Regions from separate parts of the Homo sapiens genome. Here region 1 is linked to region 2. A link is a loop called in an ENCODE intact Hi-C map of the cell type or tissue named here. Cell type or tissue: PC-3. All regions are shown on one strand. Links, peaks and the distances in the headings refer to the core of each region. The heading gives the core; the rest is flanking DNA.

Region 1 (11,679 bases), core at 1,421-9,420, 110 kb before region 2:
CACTTAACATTTGCAATATTACACTCAAACAAGCAGGTCAGGCCAGGCATGGTGGCTCATGCCTATAATCCCAGCACTTTGCGAGGCTGAGATGAGGGATTGCTTGAGCCCAGGAGTTTGAGGTCACCCTGGGCACATAGTGAGACCCCCATCACTACAAAAAAAATTAAAAAATTAGCCAGGTTTGGCAGCACATGCCTGTAGTCCCAGCTACTCTGGAGGTTGAGCTGAGAGCATTGCCTGAGCCCAGGAGGTCAAGGCTACAGTAAGCCATGATCACGCTACTGCACTCTAGCCAGGCAACACAGCAAGACCCTGTCTTAAAAAATCAAAAACAAAAATCCCAGCAGGACATATTAGAAATCAAACAATAGAGGATTTAAAATAAGTCATTTTTTAAAAAGACAAAAGAAGCCCTTTACTAGCTGAAGGGCTACAATGAGAAATTTCTATGGAATTTTCAATGGAGAACAAATAATCTAAATTTACAACTATGATTCGAATATTGGGTTTCTGACATAATTTGATGACTTTTAAGTTTGTAATTTAAAAATGTCTTGACTTCAAACAAATAAAGCATGGAATTTAAAATATGGAATTTGAGGAAAATGAAATTGGAGAAGAGTAGGGCTATAAAGAATCAAGGATGTGTTTTTATGTAGTTTATTAATCAGCCTCATTATTTGTTATCTACACTGAATATTTTGAGGTTCTGGCTCAAGGAATTAAAACTGTATATAAAAATGAATTGCTTTAATCTGGTCTTCAGCCAAAGTTTGATGCAATTTGTTCTTCAATAAAAGTATTACCTAAGCATAAATATTAAAATAGAAAATATTATAGTTTAGAAAGCCAGGGCAACATATTCCATTTGGGGGTTAAAGCCTATGCTCAATACTGACACAAAAACACATACCATTTCCCTTTCCCAGCATTTTTCATTTACTGGAAAGATTTGGAAAATGTCCAGTGGTAGATTAGACTAGTAATCACACTCAAAGACTGTGAACAAAACGGAGAATGACAGCTGTCTCCTGTTCAATGCCACTTCATTCTGCCAAACTCTGCCTTCCTCAGTTTCCTTCAAAAACCTTGGAGTTATCTGTAAATCATACCATATATTTATCATTCAGCAAATCCTGTTAGTCCTATATTTAAAACATATCCACAATCTACACATCTCTTAAAACCCCACAACCAGCCCAGTGGTCCTAGCCTCCATCATCACTCCCCCAAATTACTGCAATAAGTTCCCAACAAGTCTTCCTGCCCTCACGTTTGCTCTTTATTCTGCCATTCATGTTCCTTTTGAGAATTCTACCTCATATTGGATGAAATGGAGGTAAGAGGCCCCCACCATTTCCATTTCGATTCCATTCTAAGAGATTATTTCCCATGCCAAGTATGAGCAGCCACAGAGAAAATTCCTGAAGTGAGAGTTCTTTGACAAATCTTACTGAAAGGCTATGATTATGGACTGTTTCGCCCCAAAATTCATCTATTAAAGTCCTAACCCCCAATGTGATAGAATTTGGAGGAGGGGAGGTAGGGCCTTTGGGAAGTAATTAGGTTTATTAATAGATAAATTCATAAGGCTGGAGTCCCCACGATGGAATTAGCATCCTTATAAGAAGAAGACGAGGGACCAGAGTGCTCTCTTGGGTTCTCACTCTCTCGTTCTCACTCACTTGCTCTCTAGCTCTCTCTCTGCCATGTAAGGACACAGCACAAAGGTGGCCATGTGCTTCAGGAAGAGAGCCCTCACAAGGAACCAAATCTGCTGGTGCCTTGATCTTGGACTCTCCAGCCTCCAGAACTGTGAGAAAAAAAAATGTCTGCTGTTTAAGCCACCAAGTCTGTGCCATTTTGTTATAGCAGCCAAGCTGACAAAGACAGCAATTTAATAATTTGTCAAATTGCATCTTTCATAGAGAATTGCTTACAATTTGATGAAAAAAGCAAAAAAGAAGCATTAAAGTCAGTTCCTGACAGACCTGAAACTGACCTATAGAAAACTGTTCAGAAGCATGTTCTACGCAGCAAAAGAAATAAGCAGCATAGTAAACAGACAACACACAGAGTGGGAGAAAATCTTCACAAACTATACATTCAACAAAGGACTAATATCCAGAATCTGTAAGGAACTCAAACAAATCCACAAGAAACAAATAATCCCATCACGAAGCAGGCAAAGGACATGAATAGACATTTATTTCTCAAAAGAAGATACAGAAACAGCCAACAAACATATGAAAAAATGTTCACTATCACTAATCATCAGGGAAATGCAAATTAAAACCACAATGAGATACCACTTTACTCTGCAAGAAAGGCCATAATTAAAAAGTAAAAAAGAAAAAAAAAAGATACTGTTGTGAATGTGGTGAAAAGGGGACACTTTTACACTGCTGATGGGAATGTAAATTAGTACAACCACTGTGGAAAACAGTATAGAGATTCCTTAAGGAACTAAAAGTGGATCTACCATTCGATCCAGCAGTCCCACTACTGGGCATTTACTCAGAGGAAAAGAAGTTATATGAAAGACACATGCACACGCATGGTTTATAGCAGCATATTTCACAATTGCAAAGATATGGGAGCAACCTAAGTCTCCTCAACTAATGAGTGGATAAAGAAAACGTGGTATATGTATACCAAAGAATACTACTCAGCCATAAAAAGGAATGAAATAATGTCTTTTGCAGCAACTTGGAAGGAGCTGGAGGCCATTATTCTAAGTGAAGTGACTCAGGAATGGAAAACCAAATATCATATGTTCTCACTTATAAGTGGGAGCTAGGCTATGAGGATGCAAAGGCATAAGAATGATATAATGGACTTTGGTAACTCAGTGAAGGGGAAGGTTGGGAGGGGGTGAAGGATAAAATACTACATATTGGGTACAGTGTACACTGCTCAGGTGATGGGTGCACTAAAATCTCACAAATAACCACTGAACTTACTCATGTAACAAAAAACCACCTGTACCCCCAAAACTATTGAAATAAATCAAAACAAGCACACAAATTAGGGACAAGTAGGATGATTCACATGGCCACAGAGACTTAAATATGGCCACATTACCTTAGAGGGATTTTAGGCAAGACATCCAAAATACTAAATAATGGTGAAGGGTGGGAGAGAAAAGAATGAACCACTGATGTGGTGGCCATGGGGGAACAACTTGAAGGAAGCACCCTCTTTCTGCGATGGGGGTCAACAGAATTGAATATGAGAAGAGGAGGGGGTGGCAAGTCAGTTTGGGAAAGCTCTTTATGTGGTGTTAAAGAAACCCCCTTTCTCCAATCACAGCATCTTAGCCTCTCCAGCATCCCCCCACTACCACCCAACCACCAGTGGAGGTGTCGGGGTTGTGTTTCATGATGTCCAAGACACTCCAGGGCTACCATTGGCTGCAGCAGTGCCTGGATGACCAAGCACAGCTTAAGAGTGTGTCTTTGCCTTGCCTAGGGGAGGGTATATATAGGCAGGGGGAGCTCCCTGGGACAGACCACTAGAAGGCTTCAACATGGCTGAGATTACAGACAAACCACAGACATTCAGCACAGATATGGACCAACCAACCACAAGAGCAGAAGAATCAGCCACAAGTGCTGAAGAAGAAAAGAAAGAGGGGACGACCCCTTGCCAGTGCAAATACAGAAACAGTTGCCAGGTCAGATAACCCTACCCATGCTCCTTCTCTTCTTCCCCATACATTCTCCCAAGAGTCCTATCCTGTCCTGGCCTGGCAAAAACCTTTCCTCAACCTATACCCTTTATGAAGCCCCCGCTTCCCATTTTGTCTCCGTCTTCTTCCCCTAAACCAATGCCCTTCTGTGTTCACTCTCTTGCCCTACCAGGTACACAAGACAACTATGAGGATATAAATTGTTCCTTCCCCCTTCTTCAGACAAAAAAAAAAAATCCTCTGAAACATCTATCACCCAATCAAGAAAGCATAAGAGAGGGGAAAAAGCCAACAATAATTGTCTGTTACCACATGTTAAATAAGAAATGAAATCAAAACCAAAAGACCCCCGGATAACTCCACCAATCCAAGTAAGCCCTGTGCATAGGGAGGCCCAGAGACCTAAAACTATCTGTTACATCTCCAGAAGGGGCTGTGGAAAAAAGGTCAACTGTGTAGAGCGACCAAATCTTATACCTATAGGGTATAGCAATGGTGATAAATAAAAATAAAATCAACAAGTTTTGAAAGAAAAAACATTGTTCAGAAGTATGGACCACTGAATCACAAATTTAGTATTTTTCCAAAGACTGCATTAGGATAATACATTAATACCCAGTATTTTGTATTACATTCAGATTGTAATAGCAGAAAATGATTGAAGAAAGTATGATGCTAGACTGATGGCGAATAACAGAATTGGTGAAAAACAGCAATATTGTTCAGTTGAAATTATGCTCATTATTGTTGGCAGAAACCAACCCATTAGTCAGCCATGAAAATTTTTCACGTAATAGTCCTTTTAAATGAATGTGTCCTTATATTCAAAACTCCTTATAAAAATGAAAATATTATTGGGGACTCAGCGTCTATGGCTAAATAAACATGTTCATATTATATTATCTTTTAAATCTTAATCCTTCTCTCTATGAGAGGAAAGAGAAAGATGTCACTGGGGTAACAATAAAAAGCAAAAACAAACGCAAATAAATGAAAGGGAGGTTGGCAGCACAAAGTGTCAGCTGCAAAAAAAAAAAAAAAAAGTCAACATCACTCGTGAGTCACAGCAAGTAAAAATAAGATTAGGATTGATGTCAGGTTTTAGTCTGCCATAAACTTTTCACCCATTTTCTTCTGTAATAACAAATTATTCTGCAACATTCCTCTTGCTATAGTCACCAGCCACTTCCTGAAAGGAAGCAAATACATTCTCAATCACCCAGGTGCATTTTAGGCATGACAAATTAGGATGCCACAGAGAAGAATATAGAGCATATTGCCATTAGCTACTATCATCATACAAAATGCCCTACAAATTTATAGTTCAGACTTTCTGTATTTCTCAATACTTTTTCAAATTTGCTTTGATGGAAAAGCCATTTCGTAGTTTTTAGGGAGCTATTGCACAAACATAATGTCTGGCTTTAAGGAAGTTGAATGTTATGTTCACTGCAGGGTGGAGAGTTTGTGAAACAACCTTTTAGCCCTTACTCAGACACCCCAAGCTGTCTTCTCATTGCAAAGGCAAGTCCATCTTTCCACTTATTCAGGCCCAAACCTTGGAGACATCCTTTACTCTCTGTGACTCTCATAGCACACAGCCAATCACTTAGGAAATCCTGCTGGATCTACTTTCAAAATAGTTCCAGAATCCTACTTCTCCCTACCTCCAGAGCTTCCACCTAGTCTGACTCCCCCATATTCTCTCATCTGGATAATTACTATTATCTTTTTCTTTTTTAATTAATATTATTTTAAATTAACAAGTCATAATTGTATATATTTATGGAGTACAATGTGATGTTTTGATACATGCATAAAATGTGTAATGAGTAAATCAAACTAATTAACATATTCATCACCTCACTTACCTATATATTTCTATGGTCTCACCTGGATTATTGATGGAGCAGCTCAGAGGCTCCTCCTAGGTGATGCTGCTGCCACTGGTCCAGGGACTGCATCTAGAGTGTGTTTCAAAGTGAAGGATGTTTGAGAGGAGACAGACTGATAAAGAGGAGGGTATGCTCAATTGCAAATAATAGGATACCAAGCCATCTACAAGCAGCACCTGAGAGAAGACACTGGGACAGACCAAGTGAGTGCCTGCTTTCCTCACTTCCACCCCTGTCCATAGAGTCTTCTTAACACAGCAGTCAGGTTGCCCCATGCCAAGCTGCTTAAAACCGCCAGGGCACCTCCATCTCAGAGGAAAAGCCAATGTCAATACAATCACTGATCTAGACCCATCCAGCCCTGACTGCCTCTCTTCCTGCCTGCCCCCCATACCCCCAATACACACACACACCTTTCAGTCATGAGGACCTCTTCCTTGGTGTTGGAACCTTGAACTGCTCCTACATGAGGCCTTCTCACTGGTTGTTCTTTGCCTAGAATACTCTGTCCCCATTTATCTGCATGGGCTAAACCTCTCATTTCCTTCTGGATTTGATGCAAATGTCATCTTTTCAGGGAGCCCTGCCCTGAGCACCCAGCTCCTCAATGAGCCCTTGCCTTTCCTACCCAGCCTTCCTCTCCTTTCAATTCCCTTAGCCAGCCCCGGTTTTACCATGGCACTTATGTCTAACATACTATGCAATGTATTTACTTATTGATTTTGTTCATTAGTTATACCTGTCTTCTGCACTATAATGCAAGCCCCAGGACTGTAGGAGGTTTTTCGACTTTATTCCTTGATTTATCTCCATTATCTAGCACAATCCATGGCACACATGGTACACAATGATTGTATACTGAATGAATGAATAAAAGCAGTCTTTGGTAACAATATTTCCTACATTCATAAAAAGCTTTAATCATCAGAGAAAACATTCCAACTGATAACCACTTTTTAAAATATTTTGTGTTCTGGAAATATTCACATAAATACAGCAGTAGAGAATAATACAATGAGGGCCATGTACTCAACACCCAGCTTCAACAATTACTAACACACAGTCACTTCTGTTTTAGCCATACCCCCACCCTTTTCTCCAGCTAATTATTTTGAAGTTAATCCCAGGAACTGTACCATTTATTCGTAAATATATCAGTATTATGTCTAAGAAATAAGGACCATTATCACCCCTAACAAATTTAGACAACCCCACAACCACCACCAACCCCAGCAGGCAACCACTAATTTGATTTCTGTCATTCTAGATTAGTTTTGCCTGTTCCAGAATTTCATGTAAATGGAATCATATTAAATGTACTCTTTTGTGCCTGGCTTGTTTTGCTCAGCATGCTTTTTTTCTTTCTTTTTTTTTTTTTTTTGTAATTCATCCATGTTCCATACCAGATTTTAAATTAGGAATTTGGAATGGTAATTATCAAGGTTTTTCAGGAAAGCAGAGTGAGGTGAATGTTAAGTAATTTACACTCAGATTAATTCAGATACTGAATTTAGCAGCTTCCAAACCCCCAAACACAAGACCAGTTTAAGTCCTCACTACTCCAAGTGTGGTCTGTTCTGGAGACCAGCAGCATTGGCATCCCCTGGGAGCTTGCTAGAAATGCAGAATCCCAGGCTTTGTACCAGACCTGCTGAATCAACATCTGCATTTTAATCAGATGTCCAGGGGATTCGTGGACACCTTTCTGGTTTGAGAAACACCAGTTTAAACATTCTTTGGGGAATGGCTCATTGGCCCAATCCATGGACCACAGGGCTCAGCCCCAAGCACATTTCACTGCTATGGTCACTTGACATGAACTACGCAAGGACTCCTAATGTTACATTGATGTCTTAGTCCATTCAGGCTTCTATAACAAAGCAACACAAAATGGGTGCCTTATAAGCAACAGAAATTTATTTTTCACAGTTCTAGAGGCTGGGAAGTCCAAGGTCAAGACACCAGCAGATTTGGTGTCTAATGAAGGCCTGCTTTCTGCTTCACAAATGGCACCTTCTTGCTGTGTCCTCACATGATGGTAGAAGGGAAGAGGCAGCTCTCTAGGATCTCTTTGATAAGGGCACGAATCCCATTCACAAAAGCACTACCCTCATGACCCAATCACCTCCTAATGACCCCACCTCGTAACACCATTATATTGGTGATTAGATTTCAACATCTGAATTTTGTGGGGGACATAAACATTCAGATCACAGTAACTTGGCCTCTTTACAAACACCACAGTTGGGCACTGCGGGGGGTGAAAAGATAAGGAAAGAATACTGCAGGTGAAAACGAGTCATGTGGTTGAGTTTGAATTATTTTTTTTTTCTTTAAAATACTTCAATATGCCTCTACGATTTAGGAAAGCTAATTGAATTATCTGAAACTATGATAGCCTAAAGAGCTCAAGAAGGGTGTCTGTGCAATTACACAGGGGAAATCATTCAGAACTCAATGGCTGGAAGCCTGAAATTGAGAAATCACATCGAAGAGTATCACAAGGGACAGCTCCTTTGAAGGAAAGAATCTTTGAGCCCTTATATAGTCATCCAAAGCAGAAAGAGTAGCTTGATGAGAGGGGATAAAAAATACTGGGAAACAGATTCAGGTTCAAATATAAATAGTGACTTTTAAAATAACTATAAAATCTCAGGGTGCTTATACAACTATGTCAGAACCATGAACATTGACCCAGCTACAGGAAGAAAACAACTTATGTGAGGTAGAGCTCTACCTATTACCTGGTTGAGAGGTTTCTAGAACAACTTGGCACACAGGCCCCAGGTAGGCAGCTAATGGAAGACTAAAAGGCAGAAGACATCCCCAGTCTTAACATAATGTAAACGAACCTTCACGTTACAACAGTTTATCTTCTCATCCCCTTGTCTCTGCAATGTTACCAGCAGCAGCAGGGGGAGTCCCATTTCCATCTCATTTAACTGCTGAATTTTGAAGTTCAAAAAAAATTTGCTGAGTTTAATAAGGTAATGCATGTTATATTGGATGAACCTAAGTCTCACTGTCCCCCTCATTTCCTTCTCCCCCTTGATCAAGTGCTCCCTGTTTACCAGAGTAATGATTGGCTCCATCATTCACTCTTCCTAACAGTTTTCATTAATGTTCTGAAGCCCTGATCTTGGACTTCAGTGCAACAGCCCTGTGTTAACGTTGTCTATTCCAGTGGTTCTTAACTGCAGGTGATTTTTGTCCCTCAGGGCATATTTTGCCATGCCTGGAAACATCTTTGTTGTTACAACTTGATGGCGTTGTAACTTGCTACTGGCATCTAGTGCGTAGAAGCCAGGGATGCTGCTAAAGATCCTGCAATGCACACAACAGCCCCACACAAAAAAATCACTTGGTCCCAAAGTCAATAAGTGCTCCTATTAAGAAACTGCTCTGCTGTAATCTGTTGTACAAGCAAGAGCAAGAATCATGTTGTTGAAAACAACCATTCTGGGATATTTTCTGGTCCTTGGAGCACATATTTCTGGGAAGAGGCTCTAAGACCTTTTACTGATAACCCTCATTAGACAGGTGATTCCACTTGCTTGGTCTGTCTCCAATGCCTTCCCCTATCTGCCGCATGTAGATCACTCCATATCGTATTATTTGCAACCAAGGATACACTCTTCTTTTTCAGTCTGTCCCCTCTTCTAAATTATCTTTCACTTTGAAACACACTCCAGAGCTTTGCTAGCCACGTGTGGTTCCTAGACCATCAGCATCAACATTACCTGGAAAGAGCCTCTTACAGATGCAGAATCTCTGCCCCAACCCAGACCTATGGAGTTAAAACCTACGGGATTTCTAGGTGAGTCTTACACACATTGAAATTTGAGACATGCTGCTCTAGTCTAAAGCGCTGATTCCTGAATTTTTTTTATGCATTGGAATCTGATGGAGGCTTTAAAAACATGCCTGGATCCCAGCCCCAGAGAAACCGATGTAACTGGGATTCACCCTGGGCACTGGGTTTCTATAGTTCCCCAAGACATTCCAATGTGCAGCCAAGGATAAAAATCACTGCTCTGGATTAATCATTTTTAAAATGGTTGTTACTGGCTTCTTTCATTTGTACATTCCAATGCCTATGCAAGAGCCAGTATAATATAACAATCAAGAGCCCTATTTGGAGACTAAACACCATGACTTTGAATTTAAACTGTCACTGATCATGTGATCTTGGGAAAGTTATTTAATTTCTCTGTGCTTCAGTTTCTCTAGATGTAAATGGGAATAAGGAATAACTCTCATATGATGAGAGTTTCCCTCAGTCAAGGTTCAACCAGAGCAGCGGAACCAGACAATATGTATACTAAATAGATTTATTACAAGGAATTGGCTTATGTCATTGTGAAGGCTCCTTATCAAGTCCAATGTTCAGAGTGCAGGTGGTCAGGAAGGGAAGATCACAAGCAGGCTGCAGGCTCAGGGGTACAAGTTTTAGCTTGTCCACAGGCATTTCTTAACTCAGGGAAGCCTAAACCCTCATTTAAAGGTCTTTAAGCTGATTAGGTCATGTCCACCCAGTATAATCTCCTTTTTGATGAATTTAAAGTCAACTCATTATGGATCTTAATTGCACCTGCAGAATCCCTTCACAACAACATATAGATTAGTATTTGATTGAATAATTGGGGCAAGATGTGTGTGCTACAAAATGGTCACTGCCTCTTTTTCCTTCTCTAACTCTCTAGGGACTGCCCCTTTTAGCCTGCCCTAACTGGAAAAAGAATTCCCTAGAAGGGAATCCTTGGATGGTAGTTGCACCTAGGCAAATTGATACATCCAAGGCCATCACAGAGTTAAGTACCTTACCACATTTAACTCACCAAAGACAGTACCTCACTCATAGTTAGCATTCAGTAATTGTGATTATTGCCCTTATTAAAGCCATAAAAGTTTAGTTAGCCAAAGATTCTTATATAAAGTGCTCGTTCATATAATGTATTTTGATATGCTCAAATCTCAATTTCAAATTTATATTGGCTTATATTATAGCCAAGATACATTTTCATTCCTAACTAAAAAAGGTTATTAGTCACCAAAATGTCAGAGATACTTGATAGGCAGTAAGAAATCTTAACTTAAAACCTTTAAGAATTCAGGCAAAACTTATATTCAAAGCCAAAATTCAGGTCCAAGTGTCTCTACAGGAAGGAGTTCTTAACAGCAGTGCTATTCTGAATCAAAATCTACTTGAAATTTTTATAAAGTAAATGTAATCTTGGCTAGTATTCCTTAAGACTGTCAAGGTCATGGAAAACAAGGAAAGACAGAAAAACTGACAGACCAGGGAAGACTGAGGAGACATGACAACTAAATGCAAACTGGCATCCTGGATGAGATCCTGAAACAGAAGATAAAGTAGTAGAAAAACTGGTGAAATCCAAATAAAGACTGCAGTTTAGTGAACACTAATGTACCGAAGTACCATCAAAATCAAAGGTGTTAACAATGGGGGAAACAGAATGAGGGATACGTAGGAGCTATCTGTGCTATCTTTGCAACTTCTGTGTAAATCCAAAATTATTATAAAATAATCAAGGTTACTTAATAATAAAAAAACCTAGGATGTAACCCCCAAGAATTTTTTTCTTTTAATTTTGACGTCCGGGTATACGTATATCGAGAAAGCTCTCACTGATTGTGAAGCAAATCTCAGGACTGAGACCCATCCCAAGCTTCACTTCTGAGAGAATAGATTATGTTCCCAATTCTTGTTATAAAATCATTCCTTCAGGAAACACAGGATACAATAGGGACAAGAGAGCAATCTATTCCTTGCTGGCCTCTCTCAGACTCTGACCAAAAGCAGCAGACCCCTAGGAAATGGGAGATTAGACTTCTTTCATTCTTTGCCCTTTCTTGAACTGTGAACGATTCCCCTCAGTTTCATGATCTCAGAACCTAATTATTGAGCAGGGTAACTCCATTTCCTGTCCGGCAGATTTTGATGTACTGATTCTATGGCTTTCTGCTCATCTTGTCTTCCTTCCAGATGTGCGGGAGTGAAGGAGCTGGTGGCTATCAGACCTCAAGGTCTCCAACAGGACAAGATCAAGAGGGATTCCACTCCCACAG
Region 2 (11,679 bases), core at 2,255-10,254:
TAATCATTCGTTGTAAGGGAAAGAATAATTCTACACATATAATATCTTAAGAAAATATTATAGTAAAAATGTTTCTATGTTTCCTCATTCATTTATCCATGCAGTTAATAAATGCTTACTGAGTACCCAACGTGACTAAGGCATGCAGTAAGTATCCTGGCAAATATAGAAAAGGTTATGTAATACCTGATACCCAGTGTTCAAGAAGGCAGCTAAATACAAGGTGCATTTTTGAAAGTTGGTATTAAAAAATGATTCAGCCTCAGTAACTAAAATGTGACTTGGGCAGAAGACATCAAATAAATTTTCAAGGCCGGGCACAGTGGCTCGTGCCTGTAATCCCAGCACTTTGGGAGGCCGAGGCAGGCAGATTGCTTGAGGCCAGGAGTTCAAGACCAGCCTGGCCAACATGGCAAAACCCCATCCCTACTAAAAATACAAAACTTAACCAGGCATCATGATGCATGCCTGTAATCCCAGCTACTCAGTAGGCTGAGGCAGGAGAATCACTTGAACCTGGGAGGCAGAGGTTACAGTGAGCTGAGATTGCACCAGTGTATTCCCGCCTGGGTGACAGGGCGAGACTGTTTAAAAAAAAAAAAAAAAGTCATACCTCCCTTGTGTTAATTTTATAATTGACATTTTAAAAACACTTCACCATTTTTCATTAATAATGATCATGCTTGCCCTAACCCCACAAGCTTTTAGTGGCAAAGTAGATCTATGTATTTTTCTTCAGTGTGATTAGATACTCATATTTCCATAGCATTTTTAAAATTTGAGATATGATTGAAATATTACAAAATTCTCTCCTTGAAAGTATACAGTTGGGCAGTTTTTTATTGATTTGTTGATTGGTTGATTTATTGAGACAGAGTTTTGCTCTTGTTGCCCAGGCTGGAATGCAATGGCGTGATCTCAGCTCACTGCAAACTCCGCCTCCCAGGTTCAAGCGATTCTCCTGCCTCAGCTTCTGGAGTAGTTGGGATTACAGGTGCCTACCACCACGCCTGGCTAATTTTTTGTATTTTTAGTTGAGACGGGGTTTCACCATGTTGGCCAGGCTGGTCTTAAACTCCTGACCTCAGGTGGTCCACCTGCCTCGGACTCCCAAAGGGCTGGGATTACAGGCATGAGGCATCGTGCCCAGCCGGCAGTTTTTAGTGTATTCACAAAGTTGTGCAACTATCACCACTATCAAATTCTCGAGCAATTTCATCACCCCCAAAAAGAAACTCTGTACCCATTGGCAGTTCCTCCTCAGACCTCCATTACCCTCTGGCTGCCCCTCCACCCACGAACCCTAGGCAACTAGTAATCTACCTGCTGCCTCTGCCTCTATGTATTTGATTATTCTGGATATTTCATATAAATGGTATCAGATAATATTTACGGTCTTTTGGGACTGGCTCCTTTCACATAGCACAGTGTGTTCATGGTTTATCCATGTTGTAGCATGTGTCAGTACTTCCTTTCTTTTTATGACCAAATGCTATTCCATTGTATGGATTGACCACATATGTTCATCCATTCATCAGCTGATGGGTTCATGTCATTTCCGCTACTTGGCTATTACGAAAAACGCTGCTGTGAACACTTGTGCATAAGTTTTTGTGTGGACACGTGTCTTCATAGGAGTGGAATTGCCAGGTCATATGATAACGCTAGGTTGAACTTTTTGAGGAACTGTTTCACACTTGTTGCTATGGTTTGGCTCTGTTTCCCCATCCAAATATCATCTCGAATTGTAATCCCCACGTGTCAACGGAGGGACCCGGTAGGAGGTGACTGGATCATGGGAACTGTTTCCCCCGTGTTGTTCTCATGATACTGAGTTCCCACAAGAGCTGATGGTTTTAAAGTGTGACACTTCTCTCTCTCTCCTGCTGCCTTGTGAAGAAGGTACCTGCTTCCCCTTTGCCTTCCACCATGACTGTAAGTTTCCTGAGGCCTCCCCAGTCATGTGGAACCATGAGTCAATCAAACCTCCTCTCTGTATAAATTAACCAATCTCAGGTAGTATCTTTATAGCAGTGTGAGAATGGACTAATAATATATACTTTATTTATTTACAAAATAAATATTTATTGAACAATTAAAACATTTTAATCTGGCTCTTAATTTACACCTAGTTCATTATTTTGTAATAGTTTGGGGTTTTTTGGGTCATAAAGTTGACATTTTAAATGCCAGACTTTCCTCCATTTTCTTGAATTATGTTGACATCATAGCTGCTGTTACCTTATATTTTATTTATACTTTATTTTGTCCAAGTTTTAAAAAATGCTTCTATTTTTAAAGGCAATTTTATATGTAATACTATCTGGAATTTACTTCAAAATAATATGAGAAGAGGATGAGAAGTCAGTAAAAGTATAGAAAAAGAAAGATGAAACAAGATTGGCCATGAGTCAATAATTCTTGAAGCTGGTGATTATACCTAGGGGCTCAATATTCTCTACTGGGTCAAGTTTCGTATATGTTCAACATTTCTCATAATATAGTTCTGAAATAAACATTTTACTTTAATAGATTTAAGCCAATTTTTTAAAACAATGAATTTATATTTTTCATTTCAGCTGAAAATCATTACACCATCCTTTTCTGTATTAAACATAAAGTATATTTCATTGGCCAGATGAATTTTCTCTTCTTTCTTTGTTCCAGAGGTACTTGAATATATAATTTGTGTTTGCTTTACATTGTGGATTTGGAATCAATGTGCAGAGGATCTCCTTGTTCTACCAACACAAAATGAGTATTACAGAGTCACATAGCAATCCCCAAGTTAAGTCATTTAATTTAATGCAACTTAGAGCAGACTCCATCCTAACAAATTGGCTACAGAACAGCTAACTATGAGTAACAATACTTCAGTTAGAGCAGCCGAGGCATGGATTATTTATCAAACTGACCATGATGAAGCCCATTAGGAACAACAGGATCTGAAAACACGTACTCAAGCTGACTGAAGGCCAAGCCGTGATTCTAGCAAGTCCCCAGCAAAAAGAGTGTGATTGCCACTAATTTCCAGGTATTATTTGTATAATGCTGTCTTAAATAATTTCATATTTTAAGTTGACTACAATATGCTCAGATGCTGTTTGCTTGACTTGATCAAAGTACACAACTCACTGAAAATGTTGTTCGCAAAATCATTCTGTCTGCATATACTGATAGCAAGCCAATTTTGCAGTACATCACAGGAATAGGTGGTAGATTTGGTTTACTTAGGTGTAGAAAATCTGGGAAACAGAAAAGTATCCTCAGGAAAACAGTATCCTTAAGACAATCACTTACAATGAGACCTTAAAGATAAAATAATTCATTTCAAGTTGCTGGGCGTGGTCACTCACACCTGTAATTCCAGCACTTTGGGAGGCCAAGGTGGGTGGATCACAAGGTCAGGAGTTCAAGACCAGCCTGGCCAGATGGTGAAACCCCGTCTCTACTAAAAATACAAAAATTAGCCGGGCATGGTGGCAGGTGCCTGGAATCCCAGCTACTCAGGAGGCCGAGGCAGAGAATTGCTTGAACCCGGGCAGCGGAGGTTGCAGTGAGCCGAGATGGCGCCACTGCACTCCAGCTTGGGTGACAGAGACTCTGTCTCAAAAATAATAAATAAAAATAAAAAATAAAAGTATGAACAGTCTCTTAGAAGAATTTTTCAAAAATACATACTGTGAAGTGTCCATGGAAAGCATATCGATGCTTCTACAAAGGCAAGTAGGTTGAGAAGTGAACGGCACCTCCTAAACAGTTCATTTTCCACCTGCCAAGGCCTGGATCCTTACTAGCTGGTAACCTACACAGTAATCTAGGAAACAGAAATAAAATAATCGCCATTTCTAAGTCTTCAACAAACTATTACTGGCATTTTCAAACTACTCTATGCCTTTTAGAAAATATAGGAAAAGGGGTGTTCTGTTTCACAGTTGATCCTTGCCTGCCCTCTCAAACCTGAATCACCAACATTAGCCATCAGCCAGACAAGCATATTTAGTGTCTCAATTTCGGTATCTGTAAAGAAGATATTTCAACAGATGGTGGAAAAGGAACTAGGACAAGAACCAAAGGAGACAATTCTGAAAGGAAACTTAGAGAAACAAACCCAGTGCCTGGTAACTTCATATGTACAAAACAGTGCCAATCAGCTAGCTGGTCGATGAAACAGAATAAGGTCTGTGTGCATCGCTTTGGATTGATTTTCCTTAAGAGAAGCATAAAAGAAAAATTGCCCCTCTCAGATATGTAGGCTCCAGGCTGGGTTCTAGAAGCCTGGTCCTATCAAGTCAGAGGGGAGGAGCCAGTGCTCAGGCTGAGTGCTCAGGAGTGGAGGAACACATCACAAAATGAAAGGTTAATACAAAGGAAACATCCATTTAGAAGGGTTAGGAATAGATTCTATTCCTTTTTATTTTATTTTTGAGCCATTTCCTGGAGAGACTTATAGGGGTACAGAGAAAACTTCCCCTTCGCCCTCTAAAGGTTCACTGAAAATCAGCTGACAAAAGGCAAATTAATAAAGGAAAAGGCATGCAATAGTTTACTGTAACGCGCATAGCATGGGGGAACCACAGGAGAATGATTACCCTCTGACCGACAGCAGCGCAGAAGCCCATATGCTCTTTTTCATAGGGGACGGAGAGATGGCTCTCCTATCAGGTTCAAATCAGCCTCGTTGTGCTAACTGAGGCCAGGAGGCTTCACACTGAGTAGGTGGCCAATTAAATGCTGATGAATCCATGGTTTATTGTGAGGCTTTCACATGCCTACAATCATGCAAATATATTCAACACACAAGGGCACTAGTAAGAGAGAGAGGAGGGTCACAGCTTGATTATCTTAGGAGGCCAGCATGCTGACTGACAATCCAGCAGGTCCTGTTATTTTTTCCTAGGTCGGGGTTGGAGCGGGTGTCACTGTCACTGCTCTTCTCCCAGCAGACCTTCCTACAGCCCCTGCCGATGGAACAGAGGCCTCAGAGTTGCCACGTGCAGAGCTTCTGCTGGCATCTTGACCGTGGTCAGTTTCTTTGTGGTTTTTATGGCCCTCCATGGCCATGATCTCAGCCACCTTTTGGCTTCACTCGCTTGTCAGGTCTCAGCAGTGCCTGGCCACAGCAGGTGACATCTTCTATACATATGCTTATCACTCTGAGGGGTCAGCAATTTCACTGTAGGCTGAGCCATTTGTCATAAGTGACACCATTTTGAGACATTTGGGATCAAGAAACATGATTACATATCATCGGGGAATTTAGACAATTATTTTCGGGGGCAGTAAACCATTAGGGAGAATAAATGGACGGTGGAGGTGAGAAACAGACACTAAGAAAGGTGAGAGGTGGAGGTGCACAGGAAGAAAGGTTGTCTTATTATGCAGATGGAGTCTTCCAGGTCATCTTTCTGAGCTGCCCTCAGAAGAATAGATGAAAAGTCTGTCTGGGTCTGGTGCTAACTCCCAGTTTTTTATCTTCATAGATGGTTGATCTTTCCTAGATATTTGATGAGATCCCTAGGGAGGCGGTTTAAGACAATTACATTTCTTTTGGAAAGATGCTTTCTTAGTGAGATAAGGAAATTCCAGAGACAGTCCCTCCCAGAGCTTGGGGGACAAGAGGGAGGCAGGGGGAGACAAGACAAGGTAAGAGGGACCTTGATTCTGACGCCTCTCTGCATGTCAAAGCATGAGTCTTGGGGTATTGCTTTCTGAGCCTCAACAGACTCATGTCAGGCAGAGGAGCTGAGATAACTTCTATGGCAGGAGTAGGAGGAGCTCAGGCAACAACTGCTATTCTAGTGATGTATAAATTTTCAGTCTAAAGCAGTTCACATGTTGTCTGTGTGAAGCAATGAACACTGAATGCCCAGAGCTATTTTAACACATGAGCTATATGGACAAGGATACACAAGAGAAGTTAATCAAGTCCCTTCACACTTACCAAATAGGTACTTTGTAAAAGCAACTCTCCAGAGAGACGTGGGTTTTTCTCACAATTTCCCCCGGGGAGCACACTGGGCCACGCACCTCCCTCCAAACCTCTGCTGCACCATCTCAGGAAGCAGAGGCCTGGAACCGTGCCTGAAACTCCTTCACTCTGCAGGTGCGTGGTGACAGCCTGGCCCGGGTGGCAGGCTGGAAAATATGACGACACAACCACAAAAGGCAGCATTTTCACACTAGCTCTTACAGACTGTTAGTATCTGTCATTCAACATTAGAGAAAAACAAAGCCCAGAGGGCAGCAAGATGAGAAGTATTTCTATGCTGGTGTCTCATTTGCAAGGAAAAAATAAAATGTGACCTCATAAAGCACCAAAGTATCACCAATGAAATAAGAGATGTTAAGAGTTTGCTGAAAAGTGCAGAAGTTAAAAAAAGTACTAACTACTAAAAAGTGGTCAAGAGGGTTTTGAAGTCATAACTTTCCTTTTGATTCATTATTCAGAACCCAAGAACTCAAATATTTGGTGTCATGGGAACATAAAGCTAGTAAATGTGTTCTGCAAATAGCAACTATCCCACTGTTTGTCTTTTGCTTACCAAATAGCATTTCACGTTATCAAATATCCTTTTTCCCAGGACATTAAATGATTTTATGGAATCTAAAAAGCAATGGTAATTAAGTAAGGAAAAATGTTGTGCCTCCATGTGTACCCTCAAGTAATAAACAGATTCAATACATGGTGCTTGATGCTATTAGTAGGGGATGATGCAGATGATACGAAAATAACAAATACAAGCTCACTATGTGATCATTTTTGTATTAACTTCAGTTAGTTTCAGATACTTTATGTGGGTATTATTAGAATCAGAGATTTCATTCCTACATAATTCATTTTACTTTATTTTTTATTTTTATTTTTTGAGACAGGGTCTCACTCTGTCACCCAGGCTGGAGTACAGTGGCACAATCTCAGCTCACTGCAACCTCTGCCTCCCAGGCTCAAGCAATCCTCCCACCTCAGCCTTCCAAGCAGCTGGGACCACAGGCGTGCATCACCATAACTGGCTAATTTTTGGATTTTTTTTTGTAGAGACAGGGTCTCTCCATGTTGCCCAGGCGATCCACCTACCTTGGCCTCCCAAAGTGTTGGGATTACAGGTATCAGCCACTGCTCCTGGCCTCATAATTCATTTTAAATCTATTTAGAATGCAGGAAAAACACTATTTATTTAGACCAGAGGTCAGAAAAATAAAATCCACAGGACAAATCCTGCCTGCCACCTGTTTTTCTGTTGTTTTTTTGTTTGTTTTTGTAAATAAAGTTATATTAGAACATAGCCACGCCCATTCATTTATGTATTACCTCTGGCTGCTATTACACTACAATGGCAGAGGTTGAGTGGTTGCAACAGAGACTTTATGGCCCACAAAGCCTAAAATATTTACTACCTGGCCCTTGACAGAAAATATCTGCTGACTAATACACTAGACATTTCATTATTTACCCTCACTATCACTATGGCACAATAAATAACATATGTAAAATTTCAATATCTGATTTTCCTGGAGAAAATTAAAGGAATTTATATTAAGTTTTGGTATATTCCCTGCAAATATGGCTGCCAAGTAGTCTGCCTTTGCCATCAAGACCTGGAGTTTATTTTCCCTTCCCTTGAATATAAGGTGGTCTTGTGACTTGCTTTGGCAGCACAATATGGTAGAAGAGGCCTGTCAGCTTCTGCTTTCCCTCTTGGAGCCCTGAATCACCATGTGGAGAGTTTGTCTCCTCTGCTGGAAAGAGAGGCTCAGCCAGTCCCAGATACACCAGCTGTGGTACCAGTCTTTGAGTGAAGCCATCTTGGAGATCCTGGCTGCAGATAAGCTCCCAGCTGAATGCAACCCCAGGAGTGGCCACAACCAACAGTGTGGAGGAGAAGAACTGCCTAGCTCAGCCTAGGCAACCAACAGGGTGGGGAGAATAAATCATCATTTTAAACCACCAAACTGTCATTATGCAGCAATAAATGAACTCAAAGTTTTGATGTTCCATTTAGTATTTCAAACTTTCTTTAGGATATTTTAAAATAGTTCTAAAACAAGACAACTCTATCGTCTTCTTTTATATCTTAAAAGCAAGAAACATCATTCTGTTCAGATGGCAGTGTGAGCAGATTGGATGAAAAATGTCTCTCATAAACTGCATGTAAGACATGGAGACTCAAAGAAAAAGCAAAGTTATCTGGCAACAGCAATAAGATACAAAATCTCATCTAAATGCTGAGAAAAAGATTTTTTTTAATCCACGAGCTAAGTGGTCAGGGTTTTCAGAATCTCATTTTTTAAGAAAGCATTTCTTTTCTCAATCTATTTGTCTTACTAAAAAGCAAGCAGGTCAGGAGAAAGAGACTTCAAGGAAATAAAAAACATTGTTAAATTTAAGTTAGCTGGTGGCAGGTGATTTACAATTGACTAGTAATATAAGAATAAAAATTGAGAAATACTCCCAGAAAAAAGAGAAAATAGAGGAAAACAATAAGAGAAGAAATTGATGCAAACATGACAATAAAAGTCTTCAAGACAGACATTTCGAGCAGGGGATTGCATTTTCCATGGGGCATAGAAAAGGGGGTTCAGTTAGGCAACATTTATTTAAATTTTATTTAAAGAAAATGATGAGTTGAACTAACCACTGAAACACTTGTGCCTCATAAAGGAGACAAAATGGTACAGTGCCTACCAGAAACGGCATGGATGTTTCTCAAAAAATGAAAACAGAATTGCCATATTATCCAGCAATCCCACTTTTACTTCTATATCCAAAAGAATTGAAAGCAAGATCTCAAAGAGATATTTGCACACCCATGTTCACAGCAGCATAATTCACAATAGCCAAGAGGTGGATGCAACCCTAGTGTCTACCAACAGAAACAAAATGTGGTCTATCCATACAATGGATTATTATTCAGCTTTAATAAAAAGAAATTCTGACACATGCTACAACAACATAAACCTTCAGGACATTATGCTAAGTGAAATAAGGCAGTCACAGAAAGAAAAATACTGTATGATTCCCCTTATATGAGGTACCTGGAGTCATCAAATTAATAGAGATGAAAATACAATGGTGGTTGCCAGAGGCTGGGGGAAAAGGGAAGTGAGGACTTGTTTAATAGGTTCAGAGTTTCAATTTTGGTAGATGAAAAAGTTCTAGAGATCTGTTGCACGACAATGTGAATGTACTTAACACTACTGAACTGTACACTTAAAAAATGATTGCAATGGTTAATTTTATGTTATTGTGTTTCTTTACTATTAAAAAACTTAATTTTTTTTTAAAAAAGAGACTAGAAGGAAAAACTCCAAAATAGTTATGGTGACGAGCTATGGCATCATGATGTTGGATGATTTTTTCCCCCTTTTATCTGTGCTTTGATGTGTCTGTGTCTTTTTGTTTTTAGTTTGTTTTTATATTTGGAAAATATTAGTTTCCTATAATTTTAAAAGAAATGGGAGTTAGTTGGGTCAAAAATAATAATAATTACCTTAATATATTTAGACAAGGATTTTTTAAGTCTATAAGTAGGATGAAGGAAATAATTAAAGCATCAAAACAAATATATTAGAAAATAGAAAACCATAGCATTATTTACAAGCCCAAGAGTGCAAGTTTCTTGAAAAAAAAAATACATATATATATAAAGAGAATAGCTTTGCCAAATATAATCAATAGAAAGGGATGAGGAAAATGTCCATTAAATGAATTATGAATGTTAAAATAGCAGCTGCTGAAAAAAATCCTTTGAAACTGCAAGAAATAACTAAGCAGGCACAGCTGTAATATATTTGAAAATCTAGATCAGGCTTAGCAAACATTATCTGTAAAGGATCAAATAATGAATATTTTTAGCTTTGTAGGCCATGCAGTCTCTGTAGCAACCACTCAACTTCTGCCATTATAACTTGAAAGCAGTTACAGACACTATTTAAATGAAAGGGTGTGGCTGTGTTTCCATAAAACTTTAGAAAAGCAGGCAGGAGGCCTGATTTGGCCCACAGGTCGTAATTTGCTAAGTGATAGAGGCTGGGGTCACTTTTCCTTCACGTTCTAAAATTTGGCCTCCCCACATCACTGTGACAACCTTCACCAAGGTAATAAAGAGCTGGAGCTACTGTATCTTTTTCTCCTGGGCCACTGACATCCTCATGGATAGCATTCCTAATTAGATACCACTAAACAAACACTGATTCTGGATACTCAGAATCCATAGGCATCCCGCTTCCACATTTTATATTTTATATTAAAAAACCAAAGTGTCATAAACCTTAGAGGGCAAACAGAGGCAAAGTAAAACTTCCATCATGGTCTATCAGTACTCACAACTTCCATCATGGTCTATCAGTACTCACAAAGACTCTCTTTTCAGGAAATATCTCAGGCCCACTCCTTGACATAAGGAAAACTATAGAATATGCCATTCTAAAAGCTTTTGAACATAGGAACCAAGGCTCTAGGTTTTGGTGAAAGTATTAATTAGAGTAAGAGGCTCTAGCCAGGGGTGAGAGGGAGCACAAATACAGAAACAAGGTCTTCCCTTTGCTATAGCGATCCGGTGCAGTTACCCCAATTGAGGTTCAGGTTCGACATTCTCCTTTAAGTCCCTTTTTTATTTAAAAAAAAAAAAAAAAAGTCAGCAAGTAGTAAACAATCTGAAAAATCCCATAAGAGAGTTCATGGAGTTTTCAGATGAGGAAACTGGGCAAGCCATGAAACTTGTATTCAAATGCCAGAACTGTGGGCCCTGATGATTTTGAAGTAGATTTGGTTCAAACTTTCAGGGCCTGGATAATTCCAAGTCAAAAACTCAGAAGTTTGAATATAAAAACATGAAAAGTTATGCAATTAATTTCAGAAAGCTTCAACAGAATCAGAATCTCCAGAGGTAAGCTCTGGGACTCTATATTCCCCCATAATTCTGATGCAGCATGTCTTGGAGCTAGCATTTGAGAACCACTGAATTCAAGAGTTAAATATAAAAATCAACCAAAGACAATGATTAGTTAATTAGCAACAATCGTATGGGAGGGGGTTTCTGGAAGCATTTTCGCACATAACCAGTGAGAGTGTAAATCACGATAATTCGTCTGGAAAGCAATTTGGCAAATGTATCAAGGACTTTAAAAATGTTTATAGATGTTGATACCTGCGGAGGAGGGAGGGCTACCCGGCTGCTGCTGGGAGCAGGGGTTTAGAGGAGGAGACGCTAGGCTAAGCTCAGGCCGCTGAGGAAGGGGCGCCTCCCAGCTGTTGCCGGTGTGACCGACCGGCCCCAGGAGGATGCTTCTGGAAGTGCGGAAAGAAGTTGGAGGCTGCCACCAGCCGCTGCAGCCAGAGTGAAGCGCCCCTGCATCCTGACGAAGCAGCAAGCCAATCGAGATGAACCCCTCTCTCCCGTCCAGTTGTCCCTCTCCAGTGCCCCCTGCTGGCAAAACACAACAGGAAGCAAGAGAGCAAAGGAGTTTTCAGCACAGCAGAAAGCGATGAATTTGGAGCTGCCCGATAATCGCCGAAAAACTGACAGCACCTGAAATCTCTTTATAAAATTCCCCTCACGTGTACAAAACATGCAGGATATTTCAAAAACCAGAGTCTTGATTGCCCAAATCTTAAAGGAAAGAACTAAAAAACTAGCGTTAGAGGTTCCTTTCAGAGTGATTTCTGGAAGCCAGCAG

Evidence for each region. Hi-C counts contacts between places; a loop is a spot of excess contacts. Peaks named below come from ENCODE experiments on the same cell type or tissue, not always from the same donor. Only the 100,000 strongest peaks of a DNase experiment are listed, where the experiment ranks them.
Region 1: it touches region 2 in a loop (7-fold over the local background); 20 of 110 quality-filtered maps call a loop at or near these places.

What each region holds. Positions count from the first base shown.
Region 1 is chrX:11,892,442-11,904,120 of GRCh38, reverse strand. It overlaps a transcript of FRMPD4 not described here. Among named protein-coding and RNA genes, the nearest start is that of MSL3, 140 kb to the right of the region's middle. In PC-3, for the core only: no CTCF peak of the experiment used is centred there; a DNase peak (open chromatin) is centred at 4,840; H3K4me3 peaks cover 605 bases; H3K27ac peaks cover 1,413 bases.
Region 2 is chrX:11,787,434-11,799,112 of GRCh38, reverse strand. No RefSeq gene overlaps it. Among named protein-coding and RNA genes, the nearest start is that of MSL3, 35 kb to the right of the region's middle. In PC-3, for the core only: no CTCF peak of the experiment used is centred there; no DNase peak of the experiment used is centred there; H3K27ac peaks cover 2,346 bases.